2 separate regions of the Homo sapiens genome follow, and region 2 is linked to region 1. Evidence: chromatin contacts called from ENCODE Hi-C or POLR2A ChIA-PET data. All regions are on one chromosome and are shown on one strand. Each heading gives the region's core, a stretch centred on a gene start or an enhancer-like site at or near the end of the contact. The rest is flanking DNA. Distances are from core to core; before and after follow the strand shown. Region 1 holds the start of ODF2L (outer dense fiber of sperm tails 2 like). Region 2 overlaps HS2ST1 (heparan sulfate 2-O-sulfotransferase 1).

Region 1 (3,333 bases), core at 135-2,634:
CACGCCATTCTCCTGCCTCAGCCTCCCGAGTAGCTGGGACTACGGGCGCCCGCCACCACGCCCGGATAACTTTTTGTATTTGTTTTAGTAGAGACGGGGTTTCACCGTGTTGGCCAGGATGGTCTCGATCTCCTAACCTCGTGATCCGCCCGCCTCGGCCTCCCAAAGTGCTGGGATTACAGGCGTGAGCCACCGCGCCCGGCCCGGTTTGTTTCTTTAACCTTAACTCAGTTGCACTTAAAACTCCAAGAACCTCATTCATTCAAAAACACTTGAAACCGTACTATGCGTTGCGTGATGAGGAAACTGTCTTCGAAATAGATTTTATCCCCAACAGCAGCCCCAGTATGGTTATTCTCAGTAAACAACAAGCACCACCACTCACTAACCACCTACATTCGGTGCCACCTTAATGGCCCTGCGTTTACTTAATCTCGTATTACAACCACCCCAAAGTGATGATTACTGTTACAGTTATCAGTAAGGAATCCAGGAAGGTTCAGTGACCTAGACAAGGCCACACAGCGGGTTCAGTGGCAGAGCTGGGACTGAACACAAGTCGGCCTTTAGCACTCTCCACGACCCTAGGTCAATCCCGCACTACAGGGGTCGCCTATAGGGGCTGGAACCTAGAGGAATCCTGGAGAAGGAATTATTTCCTGAGGATTCCTGTAATATACCTCACTTACGAAGCCCCCAGGGCTTCCTACAATCTGATATATCACATGATGGGCGATTAAAAACCAGCCCAATGATTAAGAGGTCACTATTTCTGAAAGAAATGCAACCATATCCAGGAACGGCCCGGTCAGGACTTCGTTCTGCACAAGCCCACCTCACGCTAACATTTGCCCTGATGTCCCGGGGACCACACCCTTCCTAAGAGTGAGTCTCGCCGCCCTTTTCCCAGGCCAGGTAGTCAGCCTGAGGGAGGTGGAGGGTTTGCGCGGAGGGGGCTGGGTGGGCGCGAGGGCCTTTTACTTCCGGGACCCACCACTGCCCTCACCTCCAGACCGCTAAGGGCTCCCGCGGTAAACGCCCAGCAGCAGCTAGGCTCCCCACAAAGTCGCCCCCAACCCAAAAGGCGTACTTACGCCCCCGCCGCTGCGTCCGCACGTCGTCGTGACGACAGCCCGCCGTCGCCGCGATATAAAAAAAGGGTCAGAGGCGCCACGGCTGCTGCAATGGAAACCGTGGCAATCCTTCTTGTGCTCTGAGTCGGCTAGGAGGGAGCGGGACGCAGGGGGCACTACAGTGGGTAGACTAGGAAGGAAGGCAAGGGACGCGAGGTGGGAACCAGGCGAATTCCTAGACCTGCTTGCCGCAGAAGAGTGCCCGCTCAAGTGGAACAAAAGCGCAGCTAGTAACCGGCTAGTGGCTTCTCTGGCAACGGCGGCCCCACCCCTCCCGTCAGGCCCGCAGCAGGCTGCCGATTGGTCCGGGTTAGGGACGGCGGGCAGCGCCTATAGCTATTGGAGAGGGTGAGGAACGGGGCAGGGAGGGCAGCTTCGTGTCTATCCTTGTTTCTCGGGTAAACATTTTTTTTTAAGCGTTTGTTTATGGACAAGGACAGCATTTGTGTACGTTACCGAAAATCATAACCGAGCCCAACTAGAAAAAAAGGAAATAAAGCCAATTCCGAGTTTTCTGGCGCTTGGCCTGGTTGTGCCCTGCTTTTGCTTTTTAAAGAGAAGATTTGAAAACGTGAAGGCAACTGCGACCGGAAGAAACCTCCTTTTAAATGTATAGTAGTATTTTTAGCTGAGATGCCTCCCTGGGCCTCAGGTTTTTTCCTGTTAAATGAGGAAGCCTGAGGATGTTCTGCAAGGTGCCTTCAGGGTCTCAAAGTCTTTCGTATCTGTGCCACAGCCAGCTGGTCTGGTTTATAAAGTCCTGAAGAAGCAAAGCAAGATTTTAATTGGAAAAATATCTTCATTCAATGCCTCTACTTAATATTCATGTTAAGAATCGTACACCAACCTATGAAGTTCACAAGTAGAGTAACTGTCAACTAAGCCATAACCGTGGCATGCTGCTACCTAAATAATTGGTTTCACTAAAGCACTCCAGCAATGTTTTTCCACCAGTACTGTAATTGTCCCTTTCATAATTTAAAGCGGGAGACAGAATTAGTAAATTTTTTAGTAAAGGGCCAGTGATATGGTTAGGCTCTGAGTCCCCGACCACATCCCATCTTGAATTGTAATCCCCATAATCCCCACGTGTCAAGAGAGAAACCAGGTGAAGGTAATTGAATCATGGGGGCAGTTCCATAATCCCCACGTGTCAAGAGAGAGACCAGATGAAGGTAATGGAATCATGGGGGCCGTTTACCCCCATGCTAGTGAGTTCTCAAGCTATCTGATGGTTTTGTAAGGGGCTCTTTCCCCTCCACTGGGCACTTCTCCTTAACGAAGAAGGTGTCCTGCTTCCCCTTCACCTTCCGTCATGATTGTAAGTTTCCTGAGGCCTCCCCAGCGACGCTGAACTGTGAGTCAATTAAACCCCTTTCCTTTATAAATTACCCAGTCTCAGGCAATTCTTTATAGCAGTATGAAAATGTGCTCATACAGCCAGATAATATTTTATTAATAGGTTTTGCAGGTCATATGGTCTCTGTGATACTATTTAACTCTGCCATTGTCTTACCAAGAAAAGCCATAGATGATACATAAACATAAACATATGAGCTCACTAAAGTACGTTTGTGTGCAGGATGCAACACTACAGTGTTGGGTAGAAATTGTGATTTCTATCTTCATGGCAACAAATGGGGACTAGAATGTAAAAATAGCAGGCAATGAAATAGAATAAAGATACTTGAATACAAATAATACTTCAAAATTAAAAAGCAACATTTTAGATAACCTGTTTGCAGAGGACAAACAGAAGGTTAAATGAAAGTGTGATGGAGAATCACCACCTTTACATCTTTGCACTCTTTAATAGTGCCACTAATCACTGGAATTCCCCTAGGACTATGGTATTGCCTTTGGTTTAATCTTTTAGTAGATAAGGGCAGTTCCAAAGGCTTCCACTTTGTCTTCCTATTATAATAGCCATGAGTCAAAAAGCCAATGTCAAGATGCTGTAAATCTCCTTTAAGGTTATGACATTCAGGTCTCTTCATTAGTTCTGGTAAATTTTTTGCTGTACAAATTAAGTAGAATCTTAGCAGACTATCCATTTCAATTATAGGGGCAGTGATTAATTATCAACTCCTAAAGATCCCCCTTAGTCAAACAATATGATACACCCTGCTGGTATCATGGTATCAACAGATATCTCATCTCTGATGGCTCAGTGGTATCACTTGGCCTCTATCACTTTGGG
Region 2 (3,218 bases), core at 56-2,555, 670 kb after region 1:
TGTAGGTGATTAGTGTATTTCTCAGATTGATAATAAAAGAAGGTTATAACTTATAAGGATTTCACATTGTTAAATTAATGTAATAACTGTAGAAAAGTATAGCCATAGCCAAGCTTGGCAAGTACATTTAGTAAAATATAACTCATATTCCTTTAACGTAGTAACCTTAGCAATAACACAAAAAGAAAAGAATTGGTGTTTTTTGGATTGATGGGGTATTTAATAATTACTTTAATGTTTTTATCTAATAGATCATCTCAGGAGCATTAACTCCAATATATTTTTAGTGAGAACCTTATCACAGATGAAGTTGTGAAAGAAAATTTGATATTTATTTTGTAATGTATTTTCAGAATGTTAAGGATTAACATATATTTAATGTGGAAGCATTATGTTTGTTTAAAAGATGTGTCTAATAAGGGCCTACAAAAATTTATTGTACATGAAGATACTCAATAAATATTGTTAAATTGAGAATAAATGACTAATTTATAAACAGTTAAATATTTTATAATTTGTTTTTAATGTTATTATTAAAATGAACCTGTATTATAAGATCTCAATATTTGGTAATTTTTTTGAAGTGAAACAAACATAAGTTAGCCATTTTACAGGGAACAATTCACTGGCATTTGGAACATTCACAATATTGTACAAGCACCATCTCTATCTAGTTCCAAAACATTACTCCAAAGGAAACCCCATCACCGTTAATCGGGTGCTTTCCATTTCTCCCTCCCCCCATTCCCTGGCAACCACCAATATATTAATATATACTGTTTCATTTTTACCTATTCTGGATATTTCATATTAATCTAATTATATATGACCTTCGGTATCTGGCTTCTTAGCATATTTTTGATGTTCATCTATATTGTATTACTAACATATATGAGTACTTCATTCCTTTCTATAGTTGCATAATATTCTATTGCTCTGTATATAGTACCACAATTTATTTGTTCATTCATCTGTTGATGGACATTTGGATTGTTTCTACCTTTTGGCTATAGTGAGTTAGTGCTTTAAACATTTATAAGTATTTGAGTACCTGTTTTCAGTTCTCTGGGGTGGTATATACCTTGGAGTAGAATTACTGAGGTATTTGGTAATTCTGTTTAACTTTTTTGAGAAACTGCCAAACTGTTTTTCATCATGACTTCACCATGTTACATCCCCTCCAGCAATGTATGAGGGTTACAATTTGTCACTTCCTCACTAACATTTGTTATTTTCCTATTCTTTTCTCTTTTTTTTTTTTTAAGTTTTTGGTTTATCTGTTTTTAATTATAGCCATCCTAGTGTGTATGAAGTGGTACTTTGTTGTGGTTTTGATTTGCATGTCCCAGTGACTAATGATGTTGAACATCTGTTCATGTTTGTTAGTCATTTGTATATCTTCTTTGATTATTGATTAGAGACTGTTCTTTTCTAAAGTCTGCATACAGTGCTGTAAATTTCCCTCTCAGTCCTGCCTTAACTGTGTCCCACAAATTTTGATTTGCTTATTTTCATTTTCATTCATGTCAATGTATTTTTAAAATTTCCCTTGACATTTCTATTTATTTGTCTTCTGTTCTGTTTTTTTCACTTCTGTTTTCTCTTTCTGCATTCCTGTGGGTTACTTATATTTTTTTTTAGAATTGCATTTTGATTTGAGTTTAATGTCTTTATATAGTCTTTTTCATGCTTGTTTTACATATTTTATTATATAAATGTCACCTGTCAGTTCACTGGTATCATTTTACCAATTCAGGTGAAGTATAGAAACCTTACCTCCACTTTTGTCTTTTTATTCTCCCTCACTTACAATGTAATTGTCTTAAATATTTGCTCTGCCTTCATTTAGAGCCACATCACAGAATGCCGTAATAATTTTGCTTTCTCTGTCAAACTTGCTTTTGAAAACTCAAGAGGAAAGGGAAAGTTTATTGTATTTACACATATTTTTACTCTCCATTTTTTTGTTTGTTCTTTCTGATGTTTTAAGATTTCTTCTTTTATCTTTTCCTTTTTGTTTATTTATAGAGTTTTTTTAGCCAGTCTTTTAGGGTAGGTCTACTGGCAATAAATGCTAATTTTCTTTCATGTGAGTTACTTTCCCTTTCATTCCTGAAAATTATTTTCTCTAGGTATACGATTATTTTATTTCAGCACTTGAAAAACATTGTGCCACTTCCTATTGGCTCCATGGTTCGTGATAAGAAATCTGCTGTTAATCCAGTTTTCTCTTGTAGGCTTCATACAGGTGCATTCAAGACTTTTTTTGTCTTTTGTTTTCAGAAGTTTGATTATGATATGTCTTGACATGGATATCTTTGGGTTTACCTTATTTGGAGTTTGTTCAGCTTCTCTATCTAAATGTTTATGTCTCTTTTTAAGTGTGTAAAGTTGTCAGCCATAATTTCTTTGAGCACTTTTCAACCCTGCTTTCTTTCTCCTATTCTTTTAAGACTCTGTGACACCAATGTTAGATCTTTTGTTCTAGACCACAGTTTCTTGAGCTCTTGTTTGTTTTTGTTTCTCCTTTTCTTGGTCTGTTTTCCCACTGCTGTTAGGTTCAGTAATTTCTTTTGTTTTTTCTTTCAGTTCATTAAACTTTTCTTCATCTCTTCCATTCTGCTGTTGAACCCATTCACTGAGCTTTTTATTTTAGTTCGTGTATTTCCATTTGGTTCTTTTTTGAGACAAAGTCTCGCTCTGTTGCCCAGGCTGGAGTGCAATGGCGTGACTTCCGCTCACCGCAGCCTCTGCTTCCCAGGTTCAAGTGATTCTCCTGCCTCATCCTCCTGAGTAGCTGAGACTACAGGCATGCACCACCACGCCTGGCTAATTTTTGTATTTTTGGTAGAGACAAGGTTTCACTCTGTTGGCCAGGCTGGTCTTGAACTCCTGACCTCATGATCCACCCGCCTCGGCTTCCCTAAATGCTGGGATTACAAGCGTGAGCTACCATGCCCGGCCTGGTTCTTTTTTTGTATCTTCATTTTCTCTACTGAGATTGTATTTGCTGGGGCTTTCCATTTTTTTCGTTTGGTTCAAGCATGTTCATAATTGCTCATTAAAGAATTTTTATCGTGGCTGCTTTAAGTCTTTGATAAATTTTAACATTCCTGTTATTTTGGTGTTGGTCATTTCTTGATTGTCTTTATTCATTGAGTTTGAGATCCTGCTGGTTCTTGGTATGATGAATAAGTATTTTATAGAAACCTGAGCAT

Evidence for each region. Hi-C counts contacts between places; a loop is a spot of excess contacts on that map. ChIA-PET counts read pairs that join two places held with the same protein, here RNA polymerase II (POLR2A). Pooled maps may share reads with other maps.
Region 2: a loop to region 1 is called in a map of B cell, with 3 times the contacts of the local background. The contact joins the enhancer-like site here to the promoter of ODF2L in region 1. A Hi-C loop is called at or near these places in 3 of 168 maps with a recorded cell type or tissue (B cell, breast epithelium and posterior vena cava), 4 of 37 single-sample maps with no recorded cell type and 4 of 50 pooled maps. POLR2A ChIA-PET finds 5 or more read pairs at or near these places in 1 of 52 experiments (activated CD4-positive, alpha-beta T cell).

What each region holds. Positions count from the first base shown.
Region 1 is chr1:86,394,939-86,398,271 of GRCh38, forward strand. It overlaps ODF2L (outer dense fiber of sperm tails 2 like), which reads right to left and starts at 1,385. Exons shown (of 17, transcript NM_001366781.1): 1 at 1,095-1,385. RefSeq lists an enhancer at 1,310-1,359.
Region 2 is chr1:87,060,671-87,063,888 of GRCh38, forward strand. All of the region lies in intron 1 of HS2ST1 (heparan sulfate 2-O-sulfotransferase 1), which reads left to right. Among named protein-coding and RNA genes, the nearest start is that of LINC01140, 67 kb to the right of the region's middle. Within about 2 kb of position 1,306, at least 3 of the 41 ENCODE cell types and tissues checked have a DNase peak (open chromatin) inside an H3K27ac peak, as active enhancers do; they include B cell, where a contact is called at or near this core.